7 separate regions of the Homo sapiens genome follow, and all the other regions are linked to region 1. A link is a contact called in ENCODE Hi-C or POLR2A ChIA-PET data. All regions are on one chromosome and are shown on one strand. The core of a region is the stretch at or near the end of the contact, and the rest is flanking DNA. Distances in the headings are between cores, read along the strand shown.

What was found. A loop is a pair of places that touch in the nucleus more often than their neighbours do. ChIA-PET counts read pairs that join two places held with the same protein, here RNA polymerase II (POLR2A). Pooled maps may share reads with other maps.
Region 2: a pooled map shows a loop between it and region 1 (4-fold over the local background). The contact joins the enhancer-like site here to the promoter of TGFB1 in region 1. A Hi-C loop is called at or near these places in 1 of 37 single-sample maps with no recorded cell type and 3 of 50 pooled maps. POLR2A ChIA-PET finds 5 or more read pairs at or near these places in 2 of 52 experiments (GM12878 and PC-3).
Region 3: a loop to region 1 is called in a pooled map, with 7 times the contacts of the local background. The contact joins the promoter of GSK3A here to the promoter of TGFB1 in region 1. A Hi-C loop is called at or near these places in 1 of 37 single-sample maps with no recorded cell type and 7 of 50 pooled maps. POLR2A ChIA-PET finds 5 or more read pairs at or near these places in 2 of 52 experiments (HEK293 and activated naive CD4-positive, alpha-beta T cell).
Region 4: a loop to region 1 is called in a pooled map, with 10 times the contacts of the local background. The contact joins the promoter of NUMBL here to the promoter of TGFB1 in region 1. A Hi-C loop is called at or near these places in 1 of 37 single-sample maps with no recorded cell type and 7 of 50 pooled maps. POLR2A ChIA-PET finds 5 or more read pairs at or near these places in 1 of 52 experiments (BJ).
Region 5: a pooled map shows a loop between it and region 1 (6-fold over the local background). The contact joins the promoter of CIC here to the promoter of TGFB1 in region 1. A Hi-C loop is called at or near these places in 1 of 168 maps with a recorded cell type or tissue (CD8-positive, alpha-beta T cell) and 7 of 50 pooled maps. POLR2A ChIA-PET finds 5 or more read pairs at or near these places in 1 of 52 experiments (HEK293).
Region 6: a pooled map shows a loop between it and region 1 (6-fold over the local background). The contact joins the promoter of ZNF574 here to the promoter of TGFB1 in region 1. A Hi-C loop is called at or near these places in 1 of 168 maps with a recorded cell type or tissue (CD4-positive, alpha-beta T cell), 1 of 37 single-sample maps with no recorded cell type and 10 of 50 pooled maps. POLR2A ChIA-PET finds 5 or more read pairs at or near these places in 1 of 52 experiments (AG04449).
Region 7: a loop to region 1 is called in a map of CD8-positive, alpha-beta T cell, with 2.0 times the contacts of the local background. The contact joins the promoter of LTBP4 here to the promoter of TGFB1 in region 1. A Hi-C loop is called at or near these places in 2 of 168 maps with a recorded cell type or tissue (CD8-positive, alpha-beta T cell and naive thymus-derived CD4-positive, alpha-beta T cell), 7 of 37 single-sample maps with no recorded cell type and 12 of 50 pooled maps. POLR2A ChIA-PET finds 5 or more read pairs at or near these places in 5 of 52 experiments (B cell, CD4-positive, alpha-beta memory T cell, HEK293 and 2 more).

The regions. Positions count from the first base shown.
Region 1 is chr19:41,352,672-41,355,379 of GRCh38, reverse strand. It overlaps TGFB1 (transforming growth factor beta 1), which reads left to right and starts at 1,458. Exons shown (of 7, transcript NM_000660.7): 1 at 1,458-2,690. The coding sequence starts at 2,336. B9D2 (B9 domain containing 2) reads left to right here. Exons shown (of 4, transcript NM_030578.4): 4 at 367-963. The coding sequence ends at 680. RefSeq lists enhancers at 581-1,082, 1,006-1,155 and silencers at 1,156-1,685, 1,836-1,905, 2,206-2,285, 2,446-2,708.
Region 2 is chr19:42,112,365-42,115,064 of GRCh38, reverse strand. All of the region lies in intron 5 of POU2F2 (POU class 2 homeobox 2), which reads left to right. Among named protein-coding and RNA genes, the nearest start is that of POU2F2, 19 kb to the left of the region's middle. RefSeq lists an enhancer at 595-754. Within about 2 kb of position 1,349, at least 8 of the 41 ENCODE cell types and tissues checked have a DNase peak (open chromatin) inside an H3K27ac peak, as active enhancers do; they include PC-3, where a contact is called at or near this core.
Region 3 is chr19:42,241,172-42,243,871 of GRCh38, reverse strand. It overlaps GSK3A (glycogen synthase kinase 3 alpha), which reads left to right and starts at 1,270. Exons shown (of 11, transcript NM_019884.3): 1 at 1,270-1,689. The coding sequence starts at 1,407. RefSeq lists enhancers at 599-648, 1-779, 709-918 and silencers at 1,209-1,418, 1,449-1,728.
Region 4 is chr19:40,689,393-40,692,092 of GRCh38, reverse strand. NUMBL (NUMB like endocytic adaptor protein) reads left to right here and starts at 1,442. Exons shown (of 10, transcript NM_004756.5): 1 at 1,442-1,633. The coding sequence starts at 1,610. COQ8B (coenzyme Q8B) reads left to right here. Exons shown (of 15, transcript NM_024876.4): 15 at 1-563. The coding sequence ends at 58. RefSeq lists silencers at 750-989, 1,310-1,649 and enhancers at 336-1,273, 2,489-2,538, 2,212-2,700.
Region 5 is chr19:42,267,848-42,270,547 of GRCh38, reverse strand. CIC (capicua transcriptional repressor) reads right to left here and starts at 1,296. Exons shown (of 21, transcript NM_001386298.1): 1 at 1,167-1,296. RefSeq lists an enhancer at 1,797-2,306.
Region 6 is chr19:42,074,776-42,077,475 of GRCh38, reverse strand. ZNF574 (zinc finger protein 574) reads right to left here and starts at 1,310. Exons shown (of 2, transcript NM_022752.6): 1 at 1,190-1,310. RefSeq lists silencers at 891-970, 981-1,240 and enhancers at 1,611-1,730, 1,951-2,000, 2,081-2,150.
Region 7 is chr19:40,599,999-40,602,698 of GRCh38, reverse strand. LTBP4 (latent transforming growth factor beta binding protein 4) reads right to left here and starts at 1,330. Exons shown (of 30, transcript NM_001042545.2): 1 at 1,062-1,330. The coding sequence starts at 1,311. RefSeq lists an enhancer at 1-65 and a silencer at 1,247-1,396.

The DNA of each region.
Region 1 (2,708 bases), core at 209-2,708:
GAGCAATGGGCTGCCCTGACATGGGGTCATGGAGGAGGATAACACAGAGAGGAAATTCAGCAGAGGTCTGATTAGAAGGGCCTTGAATGTTGAAGAGGTTGGACTTTATACTGAGGGCACTGGGGAGCTATGGAAGGATCCTTAGCAGGGGAGTAACATGGATTTGGAAAGATCACTTTGGCTGCTGTGTGGGGATAGATAAGACGGTGGGAGCCTAGAAAGGAGGCTGGGTTGGAAACTCTGGGACAGAAACCCAGAGAGGAAAAGACTGGGCCTGGGGTCTCCAGTGAGTATCAGGGAGTGGGGAATCAGCAGGAGTCTGGTCCCCACCCATCCCTCCTTTCCCCTCTCTCTCCTTTCCTGCAGGCTGGCCCCGGCTCCATTTCCAGGTGTGGTCCCAGGACAGCTTTGGCCGCTGCCAGCTTGCAGGCTATGGATTTTGCCATGTGCCCAGTAGCCCGGGCACCCACCAGCTGGCCTGCCCCACGTGGCGGCCCCTGGGCAGTTGGCGAGAACAGTTGGCACGGGCTTTCGTGGGTGGTGGGCCGCAGCTGCTGCATGGGGACACCATCTACAGTGGGGCCGACCGCTATCGCCTGCACACAGCTGCTGGTGGCACCGTGCACCTGGAGATCGGCCTGCTGCTCCGCAACTTCGACCGCTACGGCGTGGAGTGCTGAGGGACTCTGCCTCCAACGTCACCACCATCCACACCCCGGACACCCAGTGATGGGGGAGGATGGCACAGTGGTCAAGAGCACAGACTCTAGAGACTGTCAGAGCTGACCCCAGCTAAGGCATGGCACCGCTTCTGTCCTTTCTAGGACCTCGGGGTCCCTCTGGGCCCAGTTTCCCTATCTGTAAATTGGGGACAGTAAATGTATGGGGTCGCAGGGTGTTGAGTGACAGGAGGCTGCTTAGCCACATGGGAGGTGCTCAGTAAAGGAGAGCAATTCTTACAGGTGTCTGCCTCCTGACCCTTCCATCCTTCAGGTGTCCTGTTGCCCCCTCCTCCCACTGACACCCTCCGGAGGCCCCCATGTTGACAGACCCTCTTCTCCTACCTTGTTTCCCAGCCTGACTCTCCTTCCGTTCTGGGTCCCCCTCCTCTGGTCGGCTCCCCTGTGTCTCATCCCCCGGATTAAGCCTTCTCCGCCTGGTCCTCTTTCTCTGGTGACCCACACCGCCCGCAAAGCCACAGCGCATCTGGATCACCCGCTTTGGTGGCGCTTGGCCGCCAGGAGGCAGCACCCTGTTTGCGGGGCGGAGCCGGGGTGCCCGCCCCCTTTCCCCCAGGGCTGAAGGGACCCCCCTCGGAGCCCGCCCACGCGAGATGAGGACGGTGGCCCAGCCCCCCCATGCCCTCCCCCTGGGGGCCGCCCCCGCTCCCGCCCCGTGCGCTTCCTGGGTGGGGCCGGGGGCGGCTTCAAAACCCCCTGCCGACCCAGCCGGTCCCCGCCGCCGCCGCCCTTCGCGCCCTGGGCCATCTCCCTCCCACCTCCCTCCGCGGAGCAGCCAGACAGCGAGGGCCCCGGCCGGGGGCAGGGGGGACGCCCCGTCCGGGGCACCCCCCCGGCTCTGAGCCGCCCGCGGGGCCGGCCTCGGCCCGGAGCGGAGGAAGGAGTCGCCGAGGAGCAGCCTGAGGCCCCAGAGTCTGAGACGAGCCGCCGCCGCCCCCGCCACTGCGGGGAGGAGGGGGAGGAGGAGCGGGAGGAGGGACGAGCTGGTCGGGAGAAGAGGAAAAAAACTTTTGAGACTTTTCCGTTGCCGCTGGGAGCCGGAGGCGCGGGGACCTCTTGGCGCGACGCTGCCCCGCGAGGAGGCAGGACTTGGGGACCCCAGACCGCCTCCCTTTGCCGCCGGGGACGCTTGCTCCCTCCCTGCCCCCTACACGGCGTCCCTCAGGCGCCCCCATTCCGGACCAGCCCTCGGGAGTCGCCGACCCGGCCTCCCGCAAAGACTTTTCCCCAGACCTCGGGCGCACCCCCTGCACGCCGCCTTCATCCCCGGCCTGTCTCCTGAGCCCCCGCGCATCCTAGACCCTTTCTCCTCCAGGAGACGGATCTCTCTCCGACCTGCCACAGATCCCCTATTCAAGACCACCCACCTTCTGGTACCAGATCGCGCCCATCTAGGTTATTTCCGTGGGATACTGAGACACCCCCGGTCCAAGCCTCCCCTCCACCACTGCGCCCTTCTCCCTGAGGACCTCAGCTTTCCCTCGAGGCCCTCCTACCTTTTGCCGGGAGACCCCCAGCCCCTGCAGGGGCGGGGCCTCCCCACCACACCAGCCCTGTTCGCGCTCTCGGCAGTGCCGGGGGGCGCCGCCTCCCCCATGCCGCCCTCCGGGCTGCGGCTGCTGCCGCTGCTGCTACCGCTGCTGTGGCTACTGGTGCTGACGCCTGGCCGGCCGGCCGCGGGACTATCCACCTGCAAGACTATCGACATGGAGCTGGTGAAGCGGAAGCGCATCGAGGCCATCCGCGGCCAGATCCTGTCCAAGCTGCGGCTCGCCAGCCCCCCGAGCCAGGGGGAGGTGCCGCCCGGCCCGCTGCCCGAGGCCGTGCTCGCCCTGTACAACAGCACCCGCGACCGGGTGGCCGGGGAGAGTGCAGAACCGGAGCCCGAGCCTGAGGCCGACTACTACGCCAAGGAGGTCACCCGCGTGCTAATGGTGGAAACCCACAACGGTGAGCTCGGAGGGGCAG
Region 2 (2,700 bases), core at 100-2,599, 760 kb before region 1:
AATCCTCCCACCTCAGCCTCCTGAGTAGTTGGGACTACAAGTGCATGCCACCACACCCAGCTAATTTTTTTATATATACATATTTTTTGTAGAGACAGGTTTTTGCCATGTTGCCCAGGCTGGTCTTGAACTCCTGAGCTCAAGCGATCTGCCCACCTTGGCTTCTCAAAGTGCGGGATTATAGGCATGAGCCACGGTGCTCAGCCCAGATGTAGCCTTTCAATACCTGGCTCTTGAAGTAACAGTAACTAGTCTGTTGGGTGCCACCTTTCTTCCAGGCACCATGCCAGTGATGGCCTCTTTGCTCCCATGAATCCTCCCCACAGCTGAGGCTCCAAGGGGTAAAGTGACCTGCCCCAGATTATTCTGTAAGCATGAGTGTTAGAGCCGGCCTGGAAGTCCAGGGCTCTAACCACATGATCCGCGGCTGCTGCTTTTAGCTGTCCTTCACGGAACATGGTTTCTAGCCCCTCCCACCCCGGCCACCAGAGACTCCAGCAGCAGGTGTTCCATTTGCCTTGTAGCATAGACAGCCCTTTACTGAGCAACGCCAAGGGCTTGGGGCTCTTCACTGGGGCTGAGCTCTTTTGCATCTCAGTGGCCCTGCTCTTGTTCTCTCTTTTCCCGGGAAGTCTGCTCCCTTCCTTTACCTGGACAGTTCCTCTTCATCTGAGCCCCAGCCCAGGAGTCCACACCTCTAGGAAGTCATGATGACTTCCCTCCCCCCAGCCGTGCCTGAATCTGCTCGAGGAAATATCAGTTGAAGGAACAAAGACTAGAGGATAGAAGGCAGAACAGGGCAGCCTAGCGCAGACCCAGCCAGGCCACCATCTCTGTGAGCAGCAGACATTCTTGCCTATGCACTCCTAGAGCCACCTCCCCCAGCTCCCCAGGGACCCAGCAGCAGCAAGCTGAGCCTCCACCACCTGCCGTATAGCCCAGGCCCTGATTGTCAAGGGCTCCTTAAACCCCTCCTCCTTTCCTCTCACTCCTCCTTCCCCAGCTTCCCTCAGCTCTGATCTTTCCCTTTCTGTCTTCAACAAGTGCAAAGCTGGGCCAAGTTTGTTTTCTGGGAATTCTCTCTCACAAACTGAGTTGCCCTTTGACGTCATTTCTACAACAGCACCTCCTATGGGCACTGTGCTGGGCCCAGGCTGCAGAGGGACCAGCTCTTCCTGACTTACCTACCCACTGCTCCAGCCTTCCCCGGCTCCTAGGCTCGGATGTCTCTCCCGGGCCGCATCTCATGACCTCCACCCCCCAGTCCACTTCTCATGCCTGCTAAGCTCTGATCCTGCAGTCATTCCACAAACATTTCCTGGCCTCCTGTGTGTCAGGCCATGGCAGGAAGCTGAAGACTTAGGAGTGAGTCACAGCCATCCTTGCCCCTGAGGGGCTCCCCGTCCTGCAGTGGAGCAAGCACATCAGTGAGCCACTAAGAAATGTTTCACTTGAAAGATACTAAGAAGCCCAGGAAAGAGAGTAAAAAACACTCATAAATGCTATCCCTTTGAAATTATATAAAGTACCAAGGAAAAGCCCCCCTTCCAGCCCTCTGATGTCAGCTTCCAAAGTAAATGCTGGTTAAACAGTTTGGCAGGATCCTTCCCTGCAATCTCCTAGCTTGTACAGACGAAGGGGCAATTATAATACAGTTCTATAATTTGTCTGTCCATTGCTCAGTGTGCTGCCTTCTGCCGAGGGGGCTGTGTGGATATTTACCGAATCAATGAGGGATGTTTTGCGGCAGATTTTCAATCAAGGATAGGAGAGATATCTCTCCAGGGAAGTATTTCAGAATGTCTGGGGTAGGGGCAGGCATTGATTGAAAACTTACGTTAACAGTTAAAACATCATTTTATATTGGAGAGTAGGGGGGAAAATTTCCTATTTTCCTAATAGGACCATGGCAAATAAAGCTTGACAAAATCTTTTAGGCTGCTACGACCTAGCGAGTGAAAGTTTCCCAAAGAAACCAACTGAGTGTGATGGGAATGTGGGAAGAGAAATGTGATGTGTGTCTGAGGGAATCAGGACCCACATCTGTCCAGGCTTTCAGGAGGAGGTGGGATCTGAACTCAGGGGAATGGGAAGGAGTTTGCTGGGAAGGGGCTTCCAGGCTGTGGGAATGGCAAGTGCAAAGTGAGAAAACAGGGCAGGCTGTAGCCGCACAAATAGGGATGGATGAGCTGGGAGGGAGGAGCCAAAGCCCAAGTCCAGGTGGCTGAAGAAGACTCAGGAATATTTGGCTCAGATCACTGAAAAGGCCTGGTCTGGAATATCAGGCCCAGCTCCAGGGGTCTGTCTCCCTGTTTCATTGTAGGGCAGGTAAAATGGGTGTCAGCATTTCCAGACTTGTAGCTATCCTGCCCAGGGAGATAAAATACGTCCCCTGGGCCGGGCAGGGTGGCTCAGGCCTGTAATTCCAGCACTCTGGGAGGCCGAGGTGGGCGGATCGCTTGAGGTCAGGAGTTCAAGACCAGTCTGGCCAACATGGTAAAACCCCGTCTCTACTAAAAGTACAAAAATTAGCCGGCCGTGGTGGCATGCGCCTGTAATCCTAGCTACTCGGGTGGCTGAGGCAAGAGAATTGCTTGAACCCAGGAGGTGGAGGCTGCAGTGAGCCAAGATCGTGCCACTGCACTCCAGCCTGGGCAACAGAGTGAGACTCTGTCTCAATAAAATAAACAAACAAAAACA
Region 3 (2,700 bases), core at 21-2,520, 890 kb before region 1:
ACTTTTAGTAGAGACGGGGGTTTCGCTATGTTGGCCAGGCTGGTCTCGAACTCCTGACCTCGGATGATCCGCCAGCCTCGGCCTCCCAAAGTGCTAGGATTACAGGCGTGAGCTACTGGCGCCCAGCCTGAGCCACAGCGCCAGGCCCAGAAATGACATTTCCGTCTTTTTAATGCTCCATTCAGCTTCCTGGTGCGAACCACATTGCTAGGAAAAGCTAGACTGTATCCGAAGACTAGTTAGTGTTCTGAGAAACCGCCGGGAACTTTGTTTCCCGAATCTTTGCAGAGTTGCGGTTAGAGAGGGGACATTTTTTCTTTCCTGATCTATGGTCACCTGGAACTTAAAGGTGCTTGGATCCATTTTCCAGCAGTCCTTGATCGACCTCGGCTCTTTCTTAAAGAAGGACCTGGGGGCGAGGAAGGAGGCGCTGAAACACTTTTAAGTCTCTCCAGGGAACTGCCGCAGTCTCTAACCTTTCGTTCACACGCCCCTGATGGTGGCCATTGGACTTCGCTTCCCGGCAAGCCTCCGCAGACTGGCCTCACAGAGGGTCAGGTCTGGACTATTCCCCAGCATGCTTGGAGCTCATGGGCGATCCCGCCCCCTCAGTCAATGGGGAGGATACGTCGAACTCCATTTCCCAGAACACACCAGGGCTCGCTGTGGCAACTGCACTGAGGCCTTGGTGCTGACTACACTTCCCGGCAGGGACTGCGGCCCAGCGTACCTGGAAAGAGGAGCGCGTAAACCTACTCCATTTCCTCGCCCATCTCCGGAACTGCAGTATCCACCTGGGGCTTAAAAACCACCTGAGACTCCATTTCCCGGCGTGCTTTAAAAATCGCTTTACACCTGCAATGCGGTGAGGGCGTGGCGACGACTCCATTTCCCGGCTTGCCTCACGGCCCGAGACCCGCAGGTTCACGCGGGCCGACTCAATTTCCCAGAGCGCACCGAGCTCTGGGAGGCATACACAGCTAATAGACTGAGTGAGTGGACTCCGTTTCCCAGCGTGCATCAGGCTCTCTGCTTCCTAAAGTGCTTCAGGGCTCCCCGTCGTACAGTCGGCTGACAGATTACCCTGGACTCCATTTCCCGACGTACAGCGTGACCCGTCATTCCCGCCCATCATTCCCGCGGTCTACTCTGAGGCTTTTGTGGACTTCATTTCCCGGCGTGCCACGCGGCTCTCTGTGCGGGCCGAGGGCGGTGACGGCGGCGCGGACGACAGCCGGACTGCATCTCCCGGCGTGCCCCGCGGCGGGCGCTGGGCCGGAGCCGGAGCCCAAGCCAGAGCGGCGCGGCCTGGAAGAGGCCAGGGCCCGGGGGAGGCGGCGGCAGCGGCGGCGGCTGGGGCAGCCCGGGCAGCCCGAGCCCCGCAGCCTGGGCCTGTGCTCGGCGCCATGAGCGGCGGCGGGCCTTCGGGAGGCGGCCCTGGGGGCTCGGGCAGGGCGCGGACTAGCTCGTTCGCGGAGCCCGGCGGCGGAGGCGGAGGAGGCGGCGGCGGCCCCGGAGGCTCGGCCTCCGGCCCAGGCGGCACCGGCGGCGGAAAGGCATCTGTCGGGGCCATGGGTGGGGGCGTCGGGGCCTCGAGCTCCGGGGGTGGACCCGGCGGCAGCGGCGGAGGAGGCAGCGGAGGCCCCGGCGCAGGCACTAGCTTCCCGCCGCCCGGGGTGAAGCTGGGCCGTGAGTACTAGTGGCGCCCGTGTAGGGTGGTGATTAGGGTTCCCAAAGCTCCTCAGACATCCATCAGATTCTTTCATGTGCTTAGATAGGAGCTCGAGGTCACTGTGCCTCCCCATACCGGGGATCCGAGCCCTCTTCCTCCCAGGAAAAGGAGTCTTGGGGTTACCATCTCTTGGAGATCAGAATTACTCGTGGATCAGAATTACTAACACTTAAAGAAACGGGTTACAAGTCTCTGTTCTTCCATTATTGAGGTCTTGGGTCCTTGAGCCTTAAGAACAGGTATCTGATGTTGCTATTCATTATAATATTGGATCAGAGGTCACAGTCGCTTGCAAATGGGGATCTAGGGTTATTGTCTCCTAAGAGAACAAGAATAAGACCAACCCCGAAAAAGAGGGATCTGCATTCCCTGTCCTTCAGAAGATGGGGATTTGGAGCGAATATCACTTAGAAGCAGGGCTTTGAGGTTACTGTGTTTTGTCCCCAAAGAATAGGGCCAGGCTTTCCAAACCTGGTACTCAGATCATCTTCCCTATTAAAACCAAGACCTGGCATCATTACCCACCCTAAATCTTGTTGAGCTGTACTGCCAATGGTGAGAATTAATAGTTACTGCCTTTTAGATATAAAGACATTGGGAGTCAGCATATCCTTCAAACCAAGTCCATAGTCCATGTTTTAAAATACATGGCTTGGTGTGTCTCCTTTAACAAAAATGGAATGGAGCAGGGTAGGTCACAGTTTCCTACAGAATATGGATCTAAGGTTATACTTTTTTAATAATTGTTCTAAGGTATGGTGTCATTGGCTCTGAAAAAAAAAAGTGATGTAGGGTTATCTCCCTCTGAAAGAACTTGTCACTGGCCCCTCAAAATGGATTTGGTGGCCGGGCGCGGTGGCTCACGCCTGTAATCCCAGCACTTTGGGAGGCTGAGGTGGGCGGATCACCTGCGGTCAGGAGTTCGAGACCAGCCTGGCCAACTGGTGGAACCCTGTCTCTACTAAAAA
Region 4 (2,700 bases), core at 193-2,692, 660 kb after region 1:
CGCAGCCACTGCCGGCAGCCTCCCCACCAAAGGGGACTCCTGGGTGGATCCCTCATGACAGCCTCCATGGGGGATTCAGTCCCCAGAGCAGGCCGTACCCTGCTGTAGTGCCTCTTATCCCTTCCCCGTCTGCCCTGGGTCAGAGGAGCCCCCTTGGGCTTCCCAGTCTTGCCTGGCTCTCCTCCTTGGCCCAGGAGCTCAGGATCCCTGGGGCTGGGGAACTCCCAACTTCGTGCCCTAGATCCTGCACCTCCCCACTCGAAAGTGGGTATCCGAAAACTAAGCCAGGGAAGCGGTTAACTTATCTTTGCCAACATTTGAGGGAGCCTTGGGCCGCTGCATGTCGTTATGCAGATCAGACTCATCAGGGGGAGCCCTCACCTCTGCCTCAAGCCTCCCGTGGAAGGCGAGATGGTCCTGGAGGCAGTCCTCACCTCTGCCTCCCTCGCTCCTCCAACAGCTGCCTTCTCCCGGGTTCCAGCCTCTCAGTGTGTTGGAGAGGTAGGGGTGCGGGGTGGGGGGGAGCTGAATCTTCAATCGGAATAAAAGCAGCCCTCCCCTTCCCCCAGCTCTTTTCTCTGCGCTAGGGTTGGGGGGAGAGGGGGAGGAGCTCGCCAGCGGCCTCCAGGTGCAGATGGCCAGCCCCCCTGCACCCCCTTGTCTGAAAGCCTCAGCCCTGCCTGTGCCATCTGTTGCCGGGAACCTCCTTCTCGCCTTCCCCACCCCCCCCCACGTGCTGACCACCTGCTCTAAGGGCTGTGGCAGCTGAGGCCTCCCACACACACAGTGCCTCTTGGCTGCGGGCTCCCTCCCCTCACTCCTGGCAACCTCGCCTTTACTAATGGGCTCTAATGTCCCTGCCAGCTGCTTTGCCAAACCCACAGGATTGGCGTAGGGGGCGGCGGGGGCGCCGTAGCGGCCAGAACCGCGCCCTGGTCCCACCCCGGCGCCCCCGTTCCCAAAGCCGAACCGATCGCGCATCAGGACGCCTTGGTCTGTTCACACCCCCTCCCCTTCCTTGCAAAAAGTGCCTCGTCACCGCTCCTGCCCGCCCCCGCCGGGCTGGGGAACCATGGGGTTAGCGGGAAGATTTGGGGGTGTGGGGCGGCAAGGCGCCTCTAGAAGCAACTCTTTCGGACGCGGAGCTGGAGGGGATCTGAGGTCAGGTGTCACGGAGGGAAAGGGAGCCCAGGCCAGGACGGACCGGGGGAAAGGACTCGGCGATGTTCATAGGCATGCTCAGCTCGGGACTGGCCAATGGGCGTGGCGGGGCGGTGGCCGCGCCGGGGAAGGCGGGATGGTGTCTGCGTGTGGGCGGGGTCTTCAGGCCAAGGGGCGGGGCGGGGCGGGACCTTTCTGCATATACGGCAGGCGGCGGGCCAATGGGCGGGGTCGGGGCGGGGAGCCGAGGCCGAGGGACGCTCCCCCGCCCCCGGAACGGAATCCTCCCGGGAGCCGAGGAGGCTCGCGCGCGTGCATCCCGCACCATCCCCCGGCCCCGGGCCCTGGCCGGCGTCAGACCGAGCTGCCGCCGCCACCACCGCAGCAGCAGCAGTCGGGGAGCCAGGCCCAGCCAGGGCCGCGGGAGGCGGGGGCGCCCGGGCCCTGGATGTCCCGCAGCGCGGCGGCCAGCGTGAGAAGGGCGGGAGAGGGGGGCTCGGGTCGGGGGCGGCGCCGCTGCTGATGTGGCGGAGGGTGGGAGGCGGCCGCGGCGCCCGGATGGAGAGAGGGTGCCAAGGCTGGAGAGGGTGGTCCCGGGTGGGGGTCCAGGAACAGGCCCAACAAGCCAAAGCCCAGGAGACCGGGGTCTTGGGCACAGACCCCTGGGCCATCTCTTGCCAAGGCCCTGGAAATAGGGATCCTGGACACAGACCCCCCACAAAACCAAGGACAGGGGTACAGAGATTCTAGGTACAACTCCTAGAACTAGATGGGGATGGAGATGGGGTCGGGGACACAGCCCCCGTATCAAACCAAGGCCTCCAGGACGCGATTCCAGACACAATCCCTACCTCTCCCTGCCTAAGGGGGTCTCAGCACAACAACTGCCTAGGTACGGTCTCGAGGATGGGGTCACTGGGTACAGCGTTCCCACCACGCCAAGGCCTAGGGGGACTCCAAGCACAGCCTGCCCCCAGGTCTCAGAGGCACCCTGGGCACAGCATCCCCCCAATCCTTGGGCGGAGTCCCAGGCACAGCCACTTCTCAAAACAAGGTCCCTGTGCCTGGGACTCCACCCCACCCCAGCCTGAATAAAATAAGGACAATTTCAGGCAACCCCCAATCCCTCCACCCCCTGGCTTGGTCATGGGTCCCAGGGCACAGGATCCCTAGGCCACCCCCTTTGTCCCCAGGGCTGCCCAGCTGTCCAAGAGTGGCCCCACCCGCAGACAATGCACCGCTTCCCCCTCCTGGACCTGGCCCTCAGGCTCCAGGATACAGGCTGGGCTGGGGGCGGCTCCCCAGGGACCGGGTGCAGCCCTGTCTGTCTGCAGTGTCTGCGGTGACGGTGACGGCGGCTTTGTGTGTGGTACCTGGGGGGAAGGGGGGAAGCAAGCGATGGGGAGGTGGCTAGGAGTGTGCCCTGTGTTTGTGTGACTGTGGCTGTGTATGTGTGTGTGTGTGTGCACGCGTACGCTGCAGCTGGTGACTGAGGAATCCTGTGTCGTGTGTGTGTGCTTGTGGTGGTGTCTATGATTG
Region 5 (2,700 bases), core at 47-2,546, 920 kb before region 1:
ACTTCCTGAACAGTCATTACTGCCCGCCCCCTTTCGAGCTGCCCTGAGAAAAGAAAAGGGGAAAAAACTTTACTCTGAAGTGACTAAGAGAACCTGAGAGGCCAAAACAGAGGCCTCTAGGAGGGTTGGGGGACCCAGAACCATAAGCCAAACACAATGAGAGGCAACCCCGACTCAGTCTTCCAGCTACTGGGGGACCCTTGACCTCATGCTCTCTCACTAGGGGCCTGCTCCTCCTGTGGACCCTGGAGTCCCAGGCCTGCCCTTTCTTGGGCCAATCCTGGGGTCCTCACAGGCAGAGCCTGGAGGGCGTCCCGGGGCTGGCACCCAAATGCCCAGAAGTTGGGCAGCCATCACCACCTAATACCCGCTGACCCACTAGACTACCATGTTGGGGACTGAGATCTGGCTCCAGTTTTTTCCAAGCACAAACCTTTGCATACCCCACCCAGGGCCTACAACTATGCCGCCTGGACCCCTAGACCTTGCTGCCTGGCCCAGCCTCTCTTCGCCCCAGAGCTGCTTTCTTTCCCCTAGGGCCTACTCTCTTCCTGTCCACCCTGTCTGAATAACTCCCACCCAAGCCCCGGGGGCCCTCACCTTCCTCAGATCTGAGTAGTAACTCCCGGAGCCCAGGCCAGCCCAGGCCCTGGCTCTTTGGGGTCTCATACCCTCTGTTCCCATTAGCCCTCCTGGCACCAGCTTCTCTGACACTCTCTCTCTCATCCTGTCACTACCTCTATCTCTACCTCTCGGTTAAAATGCCCTAGGCCCCCTCCTGTCACCCCCTCCTTGTCACCCCCATTTATCTCTGTCACCTATTCCTCCCAGTCACTGTCCTGTCAGCCATCTCCGGACCTGTCACCTTCTCTCCCCATCACCTCTCCTTGTCACACTCTCCAACTCTGTCCCCTCCCTCTCCCTGTCACCCTGATCTAGTCCTGTCACCCCTCCATTCCTGTTACCCTTCTTTGCCCACCACCCCCTCCCCCAGTTACCCTTTTTCTGTCAAACCCCCACCACTTCCTCCACTCCCTCCTCCCTTCCCACCATTCCGCCCACCCCTTTCCCCCTGTACCCCCTCCCCGTCCCTGCCACCTGTCCCCTCTCGGCCCCCAGCCCCCCGGACCCCCCTTTCCTGTGTCAGCCCTGGCCCCGCCCCTCACCTTGGGCTCGGCGGGGTTTCGGGGCGGGGGGCCGTGGCCCCGGCTCGGTCCGGTCCGGTCCCTCCCCGCCCCCCCTCCGGCTCTCCCTCTCGATTCTCCCTTTTTTTTTTACTCCAACACACAAAATGGTGAATGGACCTGCAACAGCTGGAGCAGCCAGCCAATCAGCGATCACAACCCCACTGACCGGCGCCAGCCTAGACCAATAGATATCCGCAGACTGGTCGGCTCCGCCTCTCGACGACGAGCGACGCTCGCGGCGACCAATTGGGCCCATCGGGCAGCGCTAGGGGGCGGGGCCAAAGTCCAAGACCGGCCTCCCTCCGGGACCGACACCAACCTGAGCCTACGACTGCCTGATCTGCCTAGGGCCCTACCCTACAACAAGTGAAGGACACCAGTCGTGTCCAATTGCAGGCCGTCTTAGTTCCAAATGACAAATACAGTACCCAGTCGCCATGCAGCCTAGGCCGGAACCCAGCCTCTGTGAGGGACAGTAGCCAATGAAATGAAAGGAGGAGGGGCTAAGGGACGGGTTGTCCAATGAACGGAGGTAGAAGGCGTGGCCCGAACGTTTGTTGACCGGCTAGTCGCAGTTCCTGCTGGGAACCGTAGTCTTCTCACGTCTTCGGCCCATAGCCGACAGTACAAGGCAGACTACAACTCCCATGTGACAGAGTGCTTGGAGCACCAAAGAAACCCGGCGAGGAGAAAAAGTCGAAAAGGGCAGTTCGTCGTGAGTCTCACTGGACGCCAGGAGTATCTTAGACCCAGGGCCCCGACTCACCCGTATTCCTGGCTCTGGCGTCGCCGGTGGCTCCTCTCAGTGGCAGCGGTAGCGGCACGAGGGGGAGGTGCAAGGAGCAGCCAACCGCCACCCGCGAGCCCCGCAGCCAATCAGCAGCGGCCGGGGCGGTGCAATGACCTCACCGGTTCTACTCTCTTACCCCTCCCCCACGTGGTTGTTGCTGCCGGTAGACGGAGTAGGGAAGTTTGGATTGGGGGAGGGGAGGAGAACCAGTGATGTCACCTTTCCCCTTGTTGATTGGCTGCCGGGTGGCCGGGACTACGACCAATTGACGGTCTCGAAAAGTCTGGCGCGGCCCCGCGGAAAGCCCTGTTGCCACCGGGAGGGGAGAGAACGCGCGCTTGTGGGGTGTCGCGCGCTGCAGTATAGGCAACGCGCGCGGCCTGGGGCCCGGGGGACAGGTCACCTCCTCCAAGAGTTTGACATTTAGGACAGCGCAGTTTGACAGCCCACTAGGCATTGGGGCAGGGGGCCGAGATGACGAAATGCAGCGCTTCTTGGGGCTTCGCACTGCATTACGTGGAGAGCTACACTTTGTGGGTGTACGCCCCTGACAGAGGCAGATTTTTAAAGATCCCAGGGGTAGGAGGGTATCACACTGGAGTGGAGGAGGACAGGGAGATGCCCTGTTTGTAGTAGATGCCTGCTGCCCAGATACGGGTTTACAACCAGATGGTGAACCTGTCTGCAATGCATCTATGCCCTCCACTTTGTATTCGCCCTGGT
Region 6 (2,700 bases), core at 61-2,560, 720 kb before region 1:
AGATCCTCCTCCACATTATTAACCTAATCTTTTTTAATTTGCTAGAAGACCCAACCCACCCTAACCCATTCTAGGGATGCTCAGACCCTCCTCTTCGTAGCAACATAACTCCTCTTCTTTGTGTAAAGATCCACACACCCATCTTTCACAATGGCTTAAGCTCCTTTTACACACACCCCTCGTGCTGCCCAAACCCCCTTTAGGGATACCCGGACCTCCTATTCTCATACAGAACCTCCATCACCACCTTAATCCAGCACAGACCCCTCTTCCTCACACTCAAGCCCCTCTCACCAGCCTCCTATTCTGGGGGTACTCAGACCCCCCAGCGTCTTAGCAACCTCTCAGTCTCATTCCAGGAATTCCCAGGCACCCCTCACTTTAGCACACAGATCTCTCCCACCCTACTTCCTCCCCTTCCAATAACCAAATCCCATCTTCACCTTGGCCTAATTACCTGTACTTAAAAAAGACTACCTTCCCCAGCTCATTCTAGGGACACCCAGACACCCTTTTAAAATACACTTAATCCTTCTTTGTACAAAGACTCCTTTCCACGCATTCCAAGGGTACCCAACCTCCTGACACATTGGTTTAAGGCCTCTTCACATTAATTTAACCCCATCCATTACAACTGGACCCCTCCTTAGCTCTAAACCGTTCCCTTGGGGATATCGATTTCCTAATGTCTTCACACCAAAACCCCTCTCACCGCCCCAATTCTTTCCAGGAAGAACTAGATATTTTTCCCCTGCATTAACTTAATTATCTTTCTCACGCCCTAAGCCCCTAACTGGGCACCCACGTGCCGTCTAACCGGCCCAGCCCCTTCGTCCTGGACTTGCCACACCACCAAGTCCTTTACCCCAAACCCTGGGGAGCCGCGGAGCCCTCTTGGGACAGCTCTGAGGCCTCCCCTTCCCGCCCAGGTGCCCCACCAAAGCCTCAGCCCGAGCCCCGCCCCTCCTCACTCAGCCCCGCACGCGACTCCAGGCCCCTTCCCCACCCGCCGCTCCAGCCCGGCCCCCGCCCGGCTGCCCGCGCGCCGGGTCGGCCGTTGGTGCCGCTCCGCCCTAACTGCCCGGCGCGCACCCCCTCAGGCCCTCAGTGCGCAGGCGACCTGGCAAGAGGAGGCCGCGGCGGCAGGGAGCGCAGCCCGGCCGGCCTCTGCGCGCCCGCTCGCGCTCACCTGCTTCCGCCGTCTCGCACGCCCCGGGCCCGGGCCACGGCTCCCCTTGCACGGCCACCCTAACGCTGCGCCCGCTCTAGCTCTCGCCGTCGCCTCTCGCCTGCTCCGTAGCCTCGCTCTCGCCCCCAGCTACCCTCAGCAACGCCCCTCCCACCTTCCTCCTCGGCCGCCGCACGGACGGCCGGACGCAACCAATCATTGCCCGCTCGGGCCCTGCCGTTCGGCCAATCGACGTTCATGTCTCTGAGGCTTGGGCCAATAGTGAGGAGCGTCGAGATTCCCCGCAGCGCCCAACCAATCCTTTAGCGTCGTTCCCTCACCGGTCAGCCCTCGGGTGGATAGTGCCCGCCCCTTTAATCCTCCTTAGAGGATGCTCCTCCTCCTCCTCGACTCCGCCTCCGACGGCTCCAGAGGGGAACTCTGAGCGGAGGGCGGCGCGATGACGTTAGGCGGCGGAGCGCGGCCGCGGGCGCCATTTTGGGGACGCCGTGAGGGAGTCAGCGTTGGGGACAGGGAGAGGGAGGAAAAGAGCCTGGGAAATTGAGGCACGCGGCACCTTGAGGGCTGGAGCGGGGGAATGGAGGCACGGGAACCTTTGTGGTTTCCCCGAGGGTCAGAGGGAGAAAGTGAAACCACTTAGCGCGATGGGGAGAGGGCAAACTGCATGCAGCACCAGTCACATGGAGAGAGAAAAGGGAAACCAAGGTTCCAGACTCACTTTATTAAAAGGAGGGGAATGAAGGCAACAGGAAGAAACAGAGAAAAGACCGAGGGGACTTTTGGGAGGTGGAGAGAGGAGAAATGTCATAGGGGAAGCAAGGAGAGCGAGGATATGGAGAAAAAGAAGCAGGGACAATTTCATTGGAAGAAATAGGGAGTGTGGTGGGTAGAGGACCTGAAGGACAATCGGGGTGAGAGCCTGAAGGAAGTGAGCCGGTAACGGGCGGACTCCACTCCACCTCCTTCCGGGGTGACTCTGACCCTTACACCTCGAGATTGGGGCCCCATGTGTCCAAGGGGCTCTGGCCATTCCTACTCACCTCGTTCCTGCGCCCCTCAGGGCCTTGGGAGGGAGTTGCCCCAGTACTGTTAGAAACGTTTCCAGGCTGGGCGTGGTGGCTCACGCCTGCAATCCCAACATTTTGGGACGCTGAGGCGGGTTCACTTGAAGTCAGGCATTCGAGACCCACCTGGCCAACCTGGTGAAACTACCATCTTTACTAAAAATACAAAACATTAGCTGGGCGTGGTGGCTCGTGCCTGTAACCCCAGCAACTCGGGAGGCTGAGGCTCGAGATTTGATTGCACCCAGGAGGCCGAGGTTGCAGTGAGCCGAGATCACGCCACTGCACTCCCGCCTGGGCGACAGAGCGAGACTCCATCTGAAAGAAGAAAAGAAACATTTCCAGACCTACTCCTTGAACCCAAACACAGAGGAATTTCAACTTATCGGATGAGGAAACTGACTCTCAGAATTGTGTTATTTATTTACTTACCTGAAGCCACTATGG
Region 7 (2,700 bases), core at 81-2,580, 750 kb after region 1:
AGCCCCCACTTCACATGCCACTCCTTGCACCCCCAAGGGCTTGGCACCCGCCTGGGCATGGCGCCTGGCACAGGCACGTTGGGGCTGGGCCGGGAAAGAGTGAAAGAAAGAGGGAGGAAGGGGAGGAGAGAGGGAGTGGCAGCGGGCGGGGGCTCAGGCGGGAGATGAGCTCACGCCGGCCGGGCTGGGCTGGCTGGGGGCCAGGCTGGGCGAGTTCTCCGCTCCAGGGGCCCCCACTCCCCACTCCATAGGGTCTGCGGGGTAGGGGGCAGGAAGGCCCGATCCCAGAGAGTCTGCCCACTTTTGCATCCTGGAACAACAGGTGGTGCGCCCTCCCCCACCTCACCTGAACCCCCAAGGCTCCCCATCTCTAGGAGTGCCTGGTGCATACACCTCCTGTCCCCTCCGCCCCCAGGGGGCGCCCCTTCCGTAAGCCCTCTTATCTGGATTTCTGTCGCACGTGGGACCCCTGCAACTCAGGTCCTGCGGAGACACCCCCACCCCACCCCCGCCGCCACACACACACACACACACACACACACACACACACACAACCCCCGTCTCTGTCCCCTCTCCCTCTTAGTTCTTCGGATTAACTTTCTTCTCTCTAGTACCCCACCTCACAGGCATTCCCATACAGAACCTTCCCACCCAAACACACAGAAACTGAGACGTCCCCCATGCGGTCCTGAGACTCTTGCTTGGTCCCCGGGGACTCCTTACTCAGCGTCTCAGAATTCGAGCCCCCCTCCCAAAAGTTCTCAGGCCCCTCAATTCTGAGATCCCCATTTTGACGCAAAGCATGAAAGCTGGCGCCAATTCCCTCACGTGGGACATCACAGGCCTCTAAGAACCCTCATTGCTTGCAAAATCGGAACCCTCAGGACCCAACCCCAAAAGCCAGGAATTTGGGGCCCCCTTCCTCAAATAGCCCCTGATATTCCCTTGCACTATTGCATATGGAATCTGGGCTCCCTCTCCCTGGAGGACTGTCTCCTCCATCCCCAGGGATCCTCCTCCCCCCCGGAGCCGCTCTCTCGGGACCACCACCCCGCACTCACAGGCGCGGAAGCCGGGTCCCCCCGGGGCCGCCCCGCCGGGAGCGCCGCTGTCCACGCTGGTGGCGTTGCGGGGCGCGCAGGTCGGGGTACAGCGGGAGCCGGTCGGCCCATGGACGCAGCGCAGGCCGCACACGACCGGGGTGAAGCGCACGCGGAGACGCTCTCCGAGCCGGCCCAGTCCAGGCTGCGGCCCTAGCTGCGCCAGCAGCACCAATAGCGACACCCAGAGCAGCCGCACGCCGCCCGCCATGGCTGCAGCGCCGCGCTCCGCCGCGCCGCCGCCCCAGCCCGCCCGAGGGGCCCGGCCGCACCCGCCCGCCCGCCCGCGGGGGAGGTCGCCCGCGCCCCCGCTCAGGCCCCCCCTCCTCACCACTCCCTCCCCGGCGGCCGCGCGGGGGCGCGTGGGGCTGGGCGCTTAGCCAGAGGCTCGCAGGCTGGGCGCTAGACTCGCAGGGGTGAGCGGGGCGCCCCCTCTGTCCCCATCCGCGCACCAACAAGTGGACCGGGCCTGTAGGGGAGCGGCGGGGAAGGGAACAGGTGGGGGCGGGCGGGTTTCCCCCCAGACAGAGCTGAATCCATAAAGAGGAAATCCATTAAGAGTAGTGGGGGCCACATTTGGGGAGACAGCTAAGAGTTGATCCTCTTCTGCCCGGGGCACAGAGAAAGGGGCTTCATCTTGATAGGGGGCTATCATGGTACATCTGGACAGCCAGGTGGGACATCTGAGGGATGGGAGAAGGGTCGCTACACCTGGGCACATAAAGGAATTGGGCGTCTAGATCCTGGGCAGGAGGCTGGAGGTGGGGGGGATACATGTGAAGATGTAGCCACATCTGGCCAGAACGCCACACCTGGCGGGAGAAGTCACAATGGATAAAGGGAGGCTGTGGGCGGGGGTACTAACATCTGGCCCGAGGCTCACATCTGGAAGACTTTAGGGGGAGGGGTCACATCTGGGCTGAAGGCTACAGCAAGAGGAGGGTTTTGAGGGTGTTTGAGATGAGGGGTGTTCTAGACTAGGGGTCAAGAGCTGGAGCGGGAGGAGGGCAGGGGGAAGATTCGGGAAACAGGAGGAGGCCTTTGGCCCCCAGCCGCCCCACAATCTTGAGCATTTGGTGCCCAGGCAGGCGCCAACCCGCACAATCGCTTTTGTTGTCTGGGCTGGTTCGGCGGAGCTTTCTAACGGGCCAGCGCCCTCCCTCTTCGGCCGCGGGGAGCCCGGACGCCTGGCTTCCCGGCCCCACCCCCGCGGGTCAGTGCCTCTGGCCTGTGTCTGGTCCTGTCCCGGGCTCACCTCGCACGGCCGGACGCTGGGGTCCCTAGAGGGGGCCTCGTCCTGGGGGTGGGTGCTGAGCTACAACGGGGGGCGGGTAGGCGGCGGCTGGACCGTGGGAACCAGACGGCTTTATCTGGCCCGGAACCCCCCTCGCCCCAGGCGGAGGAAAGGCGGATGTGCTTACCCGGGGCCTTGCCAGCGGGGGCACGCTGTGGGGGCCTCCTTCTCAGTAGTCCCCGGCCCCCTGGCCCCCGGGGCCGCCGCCGCTTCAGTAGAGCTCTGGCCTCCTGGAGCCTGGGTGGGAGAGGACGGAAAAGCTGCTGTCACCGGGTTAAACTGACCTCCCCACCAAAGGGCCTCCAT